Linked DNA regions of Homo sapiens: regions 2 and 3 are each linked to region 1. Evidence: read pairs that join two places in POLR2A ChIA-PET (ENCODE). Cell type or tissue: OCI-LY7. All regions are shown on one strand. Region 1 has its middle 58 kb from the start of MIR4475. Region 2 has its middle 120 kb from the start of MELK. Region 3 overlaps GNE (glucosamine (UDP-N-acetyl)-2-epimerase/N-acetylmannosamine kinase).

Region 1 (5,000 bases):
GCTCAGTCACAGGATGGAAGCAGGTGTGTGTGTGTGTGCGTGGAGTGTGGGTAATATGTAAGGATAGGCATCTCCCCAGCTTTTTTGGGGGGAGGAGAGCATCCAGCTGGGTATCCTCCCGGGTCCTACCAGCCTGTCAGGCAGGAGGGGAGACCTGGGAGAGACTGACTTAGGCTGACCTGGGGTGGATCGACCCCGAGGCCCTCCCTGAGATCTGAGCTGGCATCTGCTTCCGCACCGTCGTTCTGACTCCTCTACCCAGGACTAGTTACGGTCACCATCACAGTCAGTAGGACTGTCAATCATTGTTTTAAGTACTGATGTATATCCACCTAGTTGGTCCTCATTTTACACATAGGGAAACGGAGGCAGAGAGGGCTTAAATAGTCTAAGGTCACAGGGTGAACACGCACTCAGTCACTCCCTTCTGTGGCACTGCCTCAGGGGGCCACATGTGCTGGGAAATGCTGTTGTCCTGAAGCAGCTCAGCAACTGCTGGGTCAAGAGAGGGGCAGGTAAGGCGCTGAGGGCCTTGGAGGAAGGAGGACCACGACGACAGCTGTGTGGTGTGTACAGTTGTGTGGGGTGTTTGTGTGGGGTGTGGGGGGTGTATTTGTGTATGATGTGTGTGACGTGGCATATGTGTGGTGCATGTGTATGTGTGGTGCGTGTGCATGTATGATGTGGTGTATGTGTGGTGAGTAATGTGTGTGTTGTCTTTGCGTGTGATGTTTGTGTGTGGTGTGGTGTATGTGGTATGTGTATTGTGAGTGGTGTATGGTGTGAGTGGCATGTGTGAGTGATGTGTGTGTGTGTGGTGTGTAGTGTGTTTATGTGGTGTGTGTGTTGTGGTGTATGTGGTGTGTGTGTGTGTGATGTGTGTGGTTGTGTATGTGGTCTGTGTGATGTGCGTGAGTTGTGTGTGTGTGAATGGTGTCTGTGGTGTGTGTGAATGGTGTGTGCTGTAGTGTAGGTGGTGTGTGTGAGTGGGGTGTGTCTGTTTTGTGCGTGTGAGTGGTGCATGTAGTGCATGTGTGCTGTGGTGTGTGTGAGTTGTGTGTGTGCTGTGGTGTGTGAGTGGTGTGTGTGGTGAGTGGTTGTGGTGTGTGTGGTGTGTGTGTGGTGTGTGTGTGCTGTGGTGTGTGTGGTATGTGTGTGTTGTGGTGTGAGTGGTTTGTGTGTGGTGTGTTTGTGTGGTGTATGTGGTGTATGTGATGTGTGTGTGCTGTGTGTGGTGTGTGAGTGGTGTGTGCTGTGGTGTGTGAGTGGCGTGTGTAATGTATGTGTGCTGTGGTGTGTGTGGTGTGTGTGAGTGGTATGTGTGATGTGTCTGTGTGCTGTGGTGTGTGCGTGGTGCGTGAATGGTGTGTGAGTGGTGCGTGTGAGTGGTGTGTGTGTGTGCTGTGGTGTGTGCTGTGGTGTGTGTGGTGTGAGTGGTGTGTGCTGTGGTGTGTGTGATGTGTGTGAGTGGTGTGTGTGCTGTGGTGTGTATGCTGTGAGTGGTGTGTGCTGTGGTGTGTGTGATGTGTGTGTGCTGTGGTGTGTGTGTGGTGTGAGTGGTGTGTGTGAGTGGTGTGTGTGTGTGGTGTGTGTGTGCTGTGGTGTGTGTGATGTGTGTGTGCGCGTGTGAGGGAAGGAATTTCGGAGGAGGAGGTGGCAGGTGGCAGGTGGCGCAGGTGGCAGGTGGCGCCGGCACTTAGCCACCAAGGGTGGAGGAGGGCCTTCAGGAGGAGGAAACTAGCGGCGAGCAGGGGGTCAGAGGAGGTAAACGCTGTGAACATACCGCCAAGTCCCCATGCTGGGGGTGCAAAACATTGTCATGAAGGATAAGATTGGGGGGCTAGCTAGGACAAGATTGTGGAGGACACTGATTATCAAGCTGGAATTATGCAATTTCTGTCGAGAGCACCTGGTCACCACCGCAGGTCTTTAAGCAGCTATGGATGGGAGGCGACCCTGGCAGCGGCGGGCGAAGATGAGTTAGAAGGGGACAGGAATGAGACAAGAGGAAGGGAGGGAAGAGACGAGGTGGGGAGGACGGGAAGGCGTGCAGGGAGTGGGCCGGTGCGAGAGGGACATGGGATGGAGTCCACAGGGGAAGAGCTGGGGACTCCAGGTTTTCTGGTCAGGAGAGACTGGAGACGCCACTGACAGAAAGAGGAGGAACAGGTGTGGGGAGAACTGATGTTTCTTCGACCAGAGCCATCTGCGGAAACATCGTCTCCTCCGTGGGGCCCAGCTTTCATTCCTCACAGCAGTGATCACTGCATGGCAAACAATCACATTCATCTATTATTTGTTTCTTGTCTTTGCTCAATCAGCATATAAGAGAGTACGAATTCCATCTGCCGTGTTCACAGCGCCATCCCCAGAACCTACAACAGTGTCGGCTTCTAGTAGGTGATCGCTAAATATTTTTTGAGTAAATAAACGAATGACTCATGTCGTGCTGGAGGGGGACTGTGGGACAAGCATCCAGGAGGACTGGAGATCTCCAGGAGGGACGTCTGAGCAAACAAGAATGTCCCACACGTGGAGGTCACTAAGCCCAGGCTGTGTCTGAGATGGTTCTAAGAGAGTAAGAGAGAATGCACAGAAAGAAACCGGATCACCTCCTATGCCCCCAGCGCCTGCACAAAGCCTGGCACACAGCAGGTGTTGCGTGTTGGTTGACTGAATTAATAGATGAACCTGCTCTTCGGCGAGGAGTGAGACTTCCTGTGCATAAGGGGCTCGAGCAGGAAGACAGCTGGCCGAGAGCGTGCGCTGGGGTCCAGAAGGTTGCCTCAGCTTCACAGGTGCCCATGGGTAACGTGTTGTGGTTCCCCGGAGACTCTGGGCGGGAGGAAGTGGGACCATAGAGAGGGGCCCACTTGGGTAGAGCGTCTACCTCCGAGAGGTGGAACTTCATTGGGCGAGTGGGTAGCCAATGAGGAAGCTCCCTGAGGAAGAGCCCGCCCCTGGAACTGGGCCGAGGCACCGCCCCCGCGGAGGAAGCCCCGCCTCTCCCCGTCCCTAACACTGAGGCCCCAGAGGCGAACTGTCGGGACTCCCGGGCTGCTTGGTGGCCTGAGAGGCCCCCGAAGGGCTCTGGGCTGCGCCTTCATCCGCTGCTTTCCTGTGTGACAACCCCAGACCTCATCCTTCAGGGGGTCTCCATTGCCTCAGGTTCCTCTTTTTTTCGAGACGGAGTTTCAGTGTTGACTCCCAGGCTGGAGTGCAGTGGCGTGATCTCGGCTCACTGCAACCTCCACCTCCCGGGTTCAAGCGACTCTCCTGCCTCAGCCTCCCGAGTAGCTGGGATTACAGGCGCCCGCCACCACGCCCAGCTAATTTTTGCATTTTTAGTAGAGACGGGTTTCACCATGTTGGCCAGGCTGGTCTCGAACTCCTGACCTCAGGTGATCCACCCGTCTGGGTCTCCCAAAGTGCTGGCATGAGCCACCGCGCCTGGCAGGTTCCTTTTCATCTAGAAAGAGGCCTTCAAGGGTTAGCTCTGGTTTAACAAAATGGATTCAGTGCTTCCTGTACCAGGCGCTGGTCTACGCTCTTTTTTGCTTTTTCTTTCCCTCCCTCCCTCCCTCCCTCCCTTCCTTCCTTCCTTCCTTCCTTCCTTCCTTCCTTCCCTCCCTCCCTCCCTCCTTCCTTCCTTCCTTTTTTCCTTCTCTTCTCTTCCCTTCTCTTCCTTTCTGTTTCTTTCCCATAATGCATTTATTTTGTCATACTTTTAGTGACACGGGAGCTTTCAGAATGCAGACTTGAAGATACACGGTGATCTATGTGAATGGTCTGGGCTCTGAGGAAACACCTTCAGACCCTCTCCTCATGGGCCTCACCATCTATGGGTGGAAACACAGTAAACAAACCCGCAGTCTCTTCTATAATTACACATTGAATAAGTGTGTCAAGAAACAAAATAATGGGGCATAATTCAGGTAGCAATACTGGGAAAGTGACATTTGAGCTGAACTAGAGAGCAGGGCACTATTGGCAGTTGGAGAAGTCTCCACGCTGAGGGAACAACATGAGAGAAGTCCCCAAAGCTGAGATGAGTGTGCTGCATGTAGGGCGAAGCAGCCAGGCTAGACGGGGAGGTCCGAGGTAAGAGCAGAGGAGAGCAGGCCGTGCAGAACTCCTTCGAATGTTTTTATAATAGGAGTTTAGATGGTTTTTTTCTCGGGATACTGGGAAGCCACTGAATATTTTTACAGGGAAGCACCATGTGATTTTCAAATAATTACTCTGACTTTGTGTGTAGAACAACTTGGGGAAGAGCAAGAAGATTTCTGTTGAGGTGGCTGAATTTTCCTCTTTATGGCAATTAGAGGCAATTTGAGATGAGGCAACACCCAGAACCTTGAGTTGAAGGGCAGTACATCAGAAGAGGCACAGATTATCCCTAATCCTCTCCAGAAATATATGAGCTTGTGTGTGGCCTTGGGCAAACGACTTTCAGGACTGAGAGAAGGAGTGGAGGGAGGGGGGAATGCATGGGATGTCTCACAAGCCACATAGGTCTGCCCAGGTGTCCCGCATATCCCAGTGCATTCCCTATAACCTGTCCCAGAGTGGTTTTCCTTTTTCTATCACAATCCCAATTTTCCCAGCTGAACCATTCTCCAGTCCTGGGCTGGGTTCTGCCATTTCCTTGCTAGAAGCCTCCAGCCTTCTTGCTTCCATTTTCTGGTTCCTGAGAGGCACTTGCCTGTAAGAAATCTGACTCTCTGAATCCATAGTTGAATCAGGGTTCAAGCAGTTCATAGCAAGTGAAAAATGTCCTGTCTGGCCACCCAGCAGTGATTGGAGAGGAGGCTGAGTTGATGGTCCTCCAGGCTGTACAGACCATGAGAGCAGGGATGTAGCAGGTCCTCAATAAGTTACTTGTTGTTTGGATGGTACCTTCATCATGATTTATCAATTCTAACGTGCCATCAACTGTAGGAAACACTGTCAATTCATCGACAACTTTGCAGGACATACAAAAGATAGACATGACATTA
Region 2 (5,000 bases), 75 kb before region 1:
AGTTATGTGATTCTTATTTGTTAAAGTAACAAGTTCAGAGTGTTTTCCTCTGAATAAGAATAGAGTCTACTAAGAAAATAATCAAAAGACTTTCAGCTTCTAGGTTCCTCTGTAATTTCATGCATTTTGAAGAACTTTCTGTTGTTTTGTAATATAGGGCCTACAGCATTATATAATTTTAAAAAATCCTATTCTTTGCAATGATTTATAATGCAAATATTTATTAATAATTGTGAGACTAATCTCTTTACAAACTAGTGAGATTTTGTGATAGTCTTAAAAAATGATGTAATTTGTTTATCTGAATTAATTTATTTAGGTTGTCCCATAAGCTTCCTGAAAAAAAAAATATTTTTCCAATTCTTTCCATCTTCTCCAAAGAGGATTACAGGTGTGAGCTACTGAGTCCATCCCTGATGATTTATTAATAATTATCATTGACTTTGAGATATGTATACATACATTTGAATAAAGATATATCCTGGGACCCTTCTTCAAACAAATAGTGAAGCCGCACTGAAGAGCAGATTTAGCAGAGAATAGCAGAAAGCACCGCACAAGGAGTCTGAAGACTTAGCTTCTAGTTCTGACTCCCACTTACTATCTATAAAATCTCAGATATCTACAATCTCTTTAGTAGAGCTTACCTCTTTCTTAACCATCTATTTTCTCATCTTCATAATGAAATAATAATAATATTTATCCTGTCAAATAAGATAGTAGGTACAATGATCTTTTAGAAACCACGAAGATAAAAATGATCAAGACATCTGGATATCAGGTGGTGGTATTAATAGTTTTGTTGTTGTGAGTTTATTTGTGTTACACAACAGATCTGGGGTGCCTGTTGCCAAGTGTGGGGGCAGAGCCAACTGCAATAAATGTGGAGTGTGCCTCTCTAGACTGTGGTACAGATACAGATGCGACTTCACTGCTCTTTTCCTAGGTAGATGGACTCTAGCTGGGGCTTTTTCTGGCTAGCCCAATACTCATCCAGCAGGCTCTACATCAGGATTTGGGGTGAACCTTGGCAGAGATTTAGCTTGTTTCTGAGTTAAAGGAACTGAAAGAAGCTGTGGGAAAGGTATGGGAGACTCTGGAAAAGGGATTGAAAAAATGAAGGTACTATGATATTAAGTCCTATGTTCATTGGTATTCCCAGAGTGTTGGGTATTGTTTTGAACTGTAAGGTGTTGTGAGGCACCTTTCTTTGGACAGTAAGTTTATTGTAAGAACTATCTTTCACAGAATTCCTGTTCATTACCATGGCAAAATCTCCTGCCCCCACTGCCACGTCTAACAGTATTTGGAGTAATCAAAGAGTAAGCAAGAGCCTGAAGGTTAATGTATTAAAATGATGTGATTCAGTGCCTTTGATGTTTGACTTTGTAATGCGGCATCTGGAGCACATACTATAAGCAGGAGGGTGAGGTGATGGCGACGGTTAACATGCAAGTGTGAACTGCTGAACCCTGAGAAGGTCTGTCTATTCTGGCATCAGTGGAGATACAGATCCTCAGAACCCAGGCGACTTGATGATGTTGTTGGAAAAATGGTAAGAAGCTAAGGAAACTGCGAATAAAATGGATTAGACAGGAAAATGAGACTGGAACACAGAGAATCTAGGATAGTGGAGATTGGAAGGGCCTCAGAATAAGGACCTGGAAGAAAGAGCACAAGCCTGCTCTAGGAAAACCTTGTGGCCAGGTGGTGGCTACACAGACATCTGGTTCAACCAGAAGTCAAAAGGCAGAGTATCTCGTATTCAAACAGAGGATCCAGCACCATCAACTGTTCAGAGTGCTTCTTTATCAGTCTTGGATCTTCAGATAAACTACAGCGAGAAGCCTTACCCCTATGCAGGAGGGCCTAGGGGAAGAGTTCATGCCCCTGACGGGTGAATGGTTTGAGGTATCTGGAAGGTCTGGTCTGGGCTTTAACCTGGTGCTTGCTAAAGGTGGGGTCCATACCTCAAAACTGTCATCTCTAGAAATGAGTTTGATTATAAGGGTCTGGAGGGAGGAGAGGAGCATGTTGAGGGGTGAAAGAATTCAACAGTTACTTGGATGCCGTCCTCAACCCTTGGATGATCAGCTATTACCTGAAAGCGTTAAAGTAACAGGAGGATCACTTGACTGTCGGTGAATCTTTCCCTTAGTCCTGTACTTTTTGTGCCTTGGGAGCTGTCTGCCCCGGGACTGATGTTTGAGGAGTATGGAGACACAGAGTGGCAGGGTGAGGAGAACAAAATGTCAAAATTGGGTGTAATGCTGGTTTCTCACTTATCAGACACATGACCCAGAGGAAGTTGCTTTATCCCTCTAATTGCTTTAGTTTCATCTATATGAAACTAATGCCTGTGAGACAGTAGTTTTGTAAAGAAGAAATTAGAATGTCTAGAAATGTCCTGTAAATGACCTGAATTAATGTATATGAGTCATAGAACTTTGCACAAAATGGATGTTTTTAAAAATGCCCTGGGAGTTGGCTTAACATCTAAAAATAAGTTAATGTAATGCACCACTTTAAGAGAATAAGAGACAAAAAACCCTACATGATCATTTCAATAGATGTGGAAAAGAATTGACAGAGTCCAACACCCTTCTGTAATAAAAATAATTAACAAACTAAGAATAGGAGGGAACTTCCTCAGCCTGAAAACCCAAAGTTAGGACCATACTTCACGGTGAAAGATTGGATGCTTTCACTCTATGATCAAGTACAATGCAAGGATGTCTGCTCCTGCCACTTCTCTTCAACATTGTACTAGAAGATCTAGCCAGGGCAATTAAGCTAGAAAAAGAAATGAAAGTCATCCATATTGGAAAGAAGAAGTGAAACTATCTCTATTTGCAGATGACATGATCTTGTATATATAAAACACTAAGGAATACACACATACAAAAACAAACTATTAGAACTAATAAGTTCAACAAAGCTGTGGGATATAAGGTCAATATATAAAAATGAATTTTGTTTCTATACACTAACACTGAAGAATCTGAAAATGAAATTTAAAAAACAACAATTAAGAAAGAAAAATACTTAGGAAAAAAGTGTAACACACGTACAGTGAAAACTACAAAACATCATTGAAAGAAATAAGACCTAAATGGAAAGACATCCCATGTTCATGGATTGGAAAACATAATGTTGTTAAGATGGCAGTGCTATCCAACCTGATCCAACAGATTCAATGCAATCCCTATCACAATTTCAGCTGTGTGTTGTAGTTGTTTTTACAGAAATTGACAAGCTGATTCTAAAATTAATATGAAAATGCAAAGACCCACAATAACCAAAACAATCTTGAAAAGGAACAAAGTTGGAGGCCTTACACTTCTCAATTTCAAAATTTACTACAAAGCTACAATAATCAAGATGGTGTGGTACTGGCATGAGGATATACATATAAGATCAAGAGAATAAAATTGAGAGTCCAAAAATAAACACATTATAATTGTATTATTTTTCTAGTTCTCTCATAATAACCAGAAATTTAGTGGCTGGAGACACAGATTTATTATCTTACAGTTCTGTAGGTCAGAGGTCTATCACAAGTCCCACCAGGCCAAAATTAAGGCACTGACAGGGCTGCATTCCTTTCTGTAGACTCTGGGTAGAATACATTTTCTTGCCTTTTTCAACTTCTAGAAGCAGCCTACATTCTTTGACTCATTGTTCCCTTCCTCTATTTTCAAAGTTAAGAGAGGCAAGTCAAGTTGTTCTCACATCACATCACTCTGACTTTTTCTGTAGTCACATTCCCTCTGACTCTGAATTCTTCTGTCTCTCTGTTTCACTTTTAGTGATGCTTATGATTACATTGGGCTCATCCAGATACTGCAGGATTATTTTCCTATATTAAGGTGGGCTAAATGGCAACCTTGATTCCATCTGCAACTTTAATTCTCCTTTGACATGTAACATATTACATCTGTAGATTCCACGAATTAGGATGTTGTGTGTGTGTAGGGGGTCACATTGTTCTGATTATTACAATGGCCAGTTGCGTTTTGACAAAGATGCCACGACAAGTCAATAGGGAAAGAATAGTCTTTTCAATAAATGGTGCTAGAACGACTAGATATACACATGTAAAAAAAATGAAGTTGGATTCCCTACCTCATACCACATATAAAAACTCAAAATGGATCAGGGACCTAAATGTAAGAACTAAAATGATAAAAATTCTTAGAAGAAAATGTAGGAGTAAATGTGACCTTGGGTTAGGCAATAGTTCCTTAGATATGCTACCAAAAGCACAAGCAACAAAAGAAAAAAGTTACATATTGGACTTCACCAAAATTAAAAAGACTTTTTGCTTCAAAGGACACCATCAAGAAAGTGAAAAGACAACCTACAGAATGGGAGAAAATATTTGCGAGAACTCGTATCCATTTGCAAAAAGACTTGTATCCAAAATATAAAAGAATTCTTAAAACTCAACAATAAGAAAACCCAATTTAAAAATGGGCAAAAGGTCTGAACAGATGCCTCACCAAAGAAGATATACAGATGGCAAATAAACATATGACAAGATGAAACATCATTTGTCATTAGAGAATTTTAAATGAAGAGATACCACTACACACCGATTAGAATGGCTAAAATACATACACACACACACACACACACACCAAACAAATACCAAATGCTGACAAGAATGTGGAGAAGCAGGAACTCTCTTTCACTGCTAGCAGAAACACCAACTGTTATATCCACTTTGGAAGACAGTTTGACAGTTTCTTACAAAATTAAACATAATCTTACCATATAACCCAGTAATTAAGCTCCTAGGTCTTTACTCAATTGGTTTGAAAATTTAAGTCCACTCAAAAACCTGCATATGAATGCTTAGAGTGGCAATTTATAATTGCTAAAAATTGGAAGCAACCAAATGTCCTTCAATAGGTGAATGGATAAACAAATTGTACATTTATACAAAGGAAAATTATTCAGCAGTAAAAAGAAATGGGCTATCAAGCCATAAAAAGACA
Region 3 (5,000 bases), 510 kb before region 1:
CACTTTATAGAAAGGGAAACACAGGTCTTGAGAGGGAAAATTACTGCCCCAACATTCCAGATCATGTCTCATAAGGAACACAGGCTATTCACTCTCACACTATACACTTCCTAAATACAAGGTATTGTGATTAATGCTGGGCAGGAGAAAGATGAGTAAGATAAAAACCTGACCTTCAAGCCCTCATTAGTACCTACACACCAGTGCCAACAAAACTGACAACTCCAAATGCCTATCAGATATCTCCTGCTGTATGTCCTATAAACACCTTAAAGTCAGTGTCCCAAACTGAACTCATTTTCTTTTCGGAAGCTGTTCCTCCTCAATTGTTCTCTGAGTTATGCAATTTCATTCATCCAAATGCCTTCAAATCCTTGTCTTTTCTGTTCTTCACCCCATATCTCCAAAATGCTGTCAATTCCACCCCCTAAATATCTTTCAAATCTATCTCCTCCTCTTCATCCATACAAGGACTTCCCCTAGTCCAGTCCCTCATTTTAGGTCTGGACGATCTTAACAGCTGTCAAGTGGTTTGCCTGTCTCCTATAAACTTTCTTACTTATTTATTTAGAGACAAAGTCTCACTCTGTCGCCCAGGTTGGAGTGCAGTGGCACGAGCTTGGCTCACTACTACCTCCGCCTCCCAGATTCAAGCAATTCTCCTGCCTCAGCCTCCCGAGTAGCTGGGATTATAGGTGCCCACCACCATGCCCAGCTAATTTTTGTATTTTTAGTAGAGATGGGGTTTTGCCATGTTGGCCAGGCTGGTCTTGAACTCCTGGCCTCAAGTGATCCACCCACCTCGGCCTCCCAAAGTGCTGGGATTACAGGCAAGAGCCATTGCGCCCGGCCTCCTACAAACTTTCAAAGTGATCTTCCTTTCCACCATCTCTTCCCTGCCTAAAATTACCCTTCTCTGTGCCAAAGTGCCAGCCATACCAAACTGCCTCCAGTTCAACTAGTGAATCTCCGTATATCTATACCTTTATAGATGCCACCTACTTTTTCCTAAAACTTCCTTTCCTCCTTGCTGGTCTTCTACTCATCCTTCAAAACTCCATCTAAGTGTCATCCTTTCTGGAAAGGCTTCACACAAACCTCAGGTCCTCCTCCCCCACGTTTCTCAGTTGCTGCCTCGCTCTGAGCGTTATGGCCCTCCCATTCACAGATATACTGTTGCTCAGCTCCACTGCTCGCTCATCCCTCCCTGCCATGCTATACCCTCCATTCAAAAAGTAAAATCAGGGGCAAGGAATAAGAGATTTGTTTTATGGAATTTTTTAAAAAGTTTTTACATTTTTGGAGATGGGATCTTGCTATGTTGCCCAAGCTAGAGTGCAGTAGCTATTCACAAGCACGATCATAGCTCATTGCAGCCTGGAACTCCTGGGCTCAAGCAACCCCCCCACCTCAGCCTCCTAAGTAGCTGGAACTACAGGCATACACCACTGAGCCAGACTTGGAACATGTTAAACTTCTCTAAATCAACATAAAATTTCACCTCATGGACTCTGATCTCAATGTTCATGTTTCAGTAAGTGTATCAATATTTAGAACTTGTAATCAGGAATCCAGAGACACTTCAGTAAGGATTCCAATTCTAGGGGTGCCATCCTTTAGATGAGGGTAAACTCTGAAATTCACTGGAAATTCCATCAGTAGCCCTCTGCTGTTGGTACCTCAACACTCTCTTAGGCTAAAATTCTGTGACCATGCAAACGGTCCCATCATTAGGTCCACTCTGAATTTATAATCCCCAGTAAAAGCTAATTTCACCCAATGGCAAACACTTACAATATAACGAAACGGGCATTCCACCAAGAGAGTTATATTCAGAAGACCCAAGCACTATCTGATCTTTTTTTTTTTTTTTTTGAGACAGAGTCTTGCTCTGCCACCCAGGCTGGAGTGCAGTGGTGCAATCTCGGCTCACTGCGACCTCCGCCTCCTGGGTTCAAGCAATTCTCCTGCCTCAGCCTCCCGAGTAGCTGGGATTACATGCATGTGCCACCATGCTGGGCTAATTTTTTCTATTTTTAGTAGACATGGGGTTTCACCATGCTAGCCAGACTGGTCTCGAACTCCTGACCTCATGATCCACCCGCCTCGGCCTCCCAAAGTGCTGGGATTACAGGCATGAGCCACCGCACGTGGCCGCACTATCTAATCTTTAAAGAGACAAAAATATTCTTCCAAAAATGGTTGTCGTAAGTGTTCTTGTATATAATCCTTCTTCCAGTGATCAAATTTGAGCTGAAAAAATTGTTGGTAATATTTAATTTGCTGAGGCAAAACAAATCATTCATGGTTTGTCAATTTGTATTTATTTTACAAAGAACAGTAAATGTTCCATCTGGCAGTACTAAAATGCTTATTTACCAGGTTACTCAAAGGTTATTCTACCTAAACTGAGAGCAAGCTGGCCATATAAATAAATGGTGAAAAATACAACAATGTTACCTAGAAACCTAAAAAACCTTAAAAAGTCAAAGCTTTTTCAAGGAAAGAAGTTAAATCTTAAAAATAAAATTAAGGTAAAATGCCTTTTTAAGGGGAGGTTTTAAAAAATAATTTTAATTAACTAAATTTTTGATCAGGTAGTATATTCACATGGTTTAAAATTGAAAAGTCACAAGAGGTTAAGTAGCAATAAGTCTTTTCATCTGTGTTCCCCAGCTAGCTAGTTCTTTTCCCTGGAAGCAGTTACTGGTTTCCTATCTGTCCTTCCATGGATAAACTATGATAATATAAATAAATATATGGCTCACGCCTGTAATCCCAACACTTTGGGAGGCCGAGCTGGGTGGATCACGAGAGGTCAGGAATTCAAGAACAGCCTGGCCAACATGGTGAAACCCCATCTCTACTAAACATACAAAAAAAATTAGCCAGGTGTTGTGGCACACACCTATAGTCCCAGCTACTTGGGAGGCTGAGGCAGGAGAATCACTTGAACACATGAGGCGGAGCTTGCGGTGAGCCAAGATGGTGCCACTGCACTCCAACCTGGGCAACAGAATAAGTCTCTATCTAAATATATATATATATGATGTGTATATATATGATGTATGTATGTGTATACATACACACATACACAACGTATATTACAAAATTGGTAACATATTCTATAAACTGTTGGGGCAAAGCTTACTTTTTTTTTTTTTTAAAATACAGTCTCCCTCTGTTGCCCAGGCTAGAGTGCAGTGACATGACCTTGGCTCACTGCAACTTCCACCTCCCCAGTTCAAGAGATTCTTGTGCCTCAGCCTCCTGAGTAGCTGGGATTACAGGTGCCCGCCACCACACCCACCAAATTTTTTTGTATTTTTAGCAGAGACGGGGTTTCACCATGTTGTCCAGGCCAGTCTCAAACTCCTGACCTCACATGATCCACCCACCTCGGCCTCCCAACGTGCTAGGATTACAGGCATGAGCCACCGCGCCCAGCCACAAATCTTACTTTTTAAAATGCTTTTAATTATGACTCAAATGGTAGAATGAGAACATTTAAAGATATTGGAAATATCAAATCTAAAAGTGCAAAATTTTGGAAATTGCTGGCCATCAGCTTTTCAAATATACAAAGAGTTATAAGAGCCCTAAAATTTAGCAAAAACATTCAACTTTGGCTGGGCACAGTGGCTCATGCCTGTAATCCCAGCACTTTGGGAGGCTGAGGTGGGCGGATCACCTGAGGTCACGAGTTGGAGACCAGCCTGGCCAACATGGTGAAACCCCATCTCTACTAAAAATACAAAACTTAGCAGGGTGTGGTGGCGTGCACCTGCAATCCCAGCACTGAGGAGGCTGTGGCAGGAGAGTTGCTTGAACCTGGGAGGCGGAGGTTGCAGTGAGCCGAGATTACACCATTGCATTCCAGCCTGGGAGACTGATCGAGACTCCATTTCAAAAAAAGAAAAAGAAAAATTAGCCAGGCATGGTAGCGCGTGCCTGTAATCCCAGCTGCTTGGGAGGCTGAGGCACAAGAATCGCTTGAACCCAGGAGGCAGAGGTTGCAGTGAGCTGAGATCGCACCACTGCACTCCAGCCTGGGCAAAAGAGTGAGACTTTGTCTCAAAATAAATAAATAAATAAATAAATAAAAACAAGAAATCTGGCTGGACATGGTGGCTCATGCCTGTAATCCCAGCACTTTGGGAGGCTGAGGCAAGAAGGACTCCTTGAAGTCAGGAGTTCAAGACCAGCCTGGGCAACATAGCAAGACTCCTGTCTCTACAAACAAATTTTTTTTAATTAGCTGAGTGTGGTTGTGCACACCTGCGGTCCTAGCTATTTGGGAGGCTGAGGCAGGAAGATCACTTTAGCCCAGGAGTTTGAGGCTGTAGTGAGTTATGATCATGCCACCGCACTCCAGCCTGAAAGACTGAGCAAGACCCTATCTTTAAAAAAATTAAAATTTAAATCCAGCCTGGGGCAAGTAAATTTCCTTTTGTAAGGAGGCAATCACTTTTCATCAGTACTTACAATGGACAGTCTTGAGTTGAGAGAATGCAAAAAGCTGCTTTCAAGAATTGAGTTTCGGCCGGGCGCAGTGGCTCACGCCTGTAATCCCAGCACTTTGGGAGGACGAGGCGGGCGGATCACCTGAGGCCAGGAGTTCAAGACCTGCCTGGCTAACATGGCAAAACCCCATCTCTACTAAAAATACAAAAATTAGCCAGGCATGGTGGCAGGCGCCTGTAATCCCAGCTACTGGGGAGGCTGAGGCAGGAGAATCACTTGAACCCGGGAGGCGGAGGTTGCAGTGAGCCGAGATCCTGCCACTGCACTCCAGCCTGGGCAACAAGAGTGAGATTCCATCTCAAAAAAAAATAATTGGGTTTCTCAGATTGCCAGTGAGTTCAAGATGAAGGCAAGCTTGTCTATAAACCTGGCCTTAGGTAACATTGTTCTATTTTTCAGTTTACTCATATGGCCAGCTTGCTCTCAGTTTAGGTAGAATAACCTTTGAGTAACTGGTAAGTACGAGGCATTTTAGT

The links. Peaks named below come from ENCODE experiments on the same cell type or tissue, not always from the same donor. Only the 100,000 strongest peaks of a DNase experiment are listed, where the experiment ranks them.
Region 2: POLR2A ChIA-PET joins it to region 1 with 8 read pairs; 2 of 35 experiments call an interaction of 5 or more read pairs at or near these places.
Region 3: POLR2A ChIA-PET joins it to region 1 with 9 read pairs; 2 of 35 experiments call an interaction of 5 or more read pairs at or near these places.

Annotation. Positions count from the first base shown.
Region 1 is chr9:36,763,224-36,768,223 of GRCh38, forward strand. No RefSeq gene overlaps it. Among named protein-coding and RNA genes, the nearest start is that of MIR4475, 58 kb to the right of the region's middle. RefSeq lists enhancers at 1,090-1,608, 1,609-2,127, 2,648-2,807. In OCI-LY7, no CTCF peak of the experiment used is centred here; DNase peaks (open chromatin) are centred at 1,708 and 2,818; H3K4me3 peaks cover 1,708 bases; H3K27ac peaks cover 2,363 bases.
Region 2 is chr9:36,688,168-36,693,167 of GRCh38, forward strand. No RefSeq gene overlaps it. Among named protein-coding and RNA genes, the nearest start is that of MELK, 120 kb to the left of the region's middle. In OCI-LY7, no CTCF peak of the experiment used is centred here; a DNase peak (open chromatin) is centred at 2,774.
Region 3 is chr9:36,250,129-36,255,128 of GRCh38, forward strand. All of the region lies in intron 1 of GNE (glucosamine (UDP-N-acetyl)-2-epimerase/N-acetylmannosamine kinase), which reads right to left. Among named protein-coding and RNA genes, the nearest start is that of GNE, 5.8 kb to the right of the region's middle. In OCI-LY7, no CTCF peak of the experiment used is centred here; no DNase peak of the experiment used is centred here.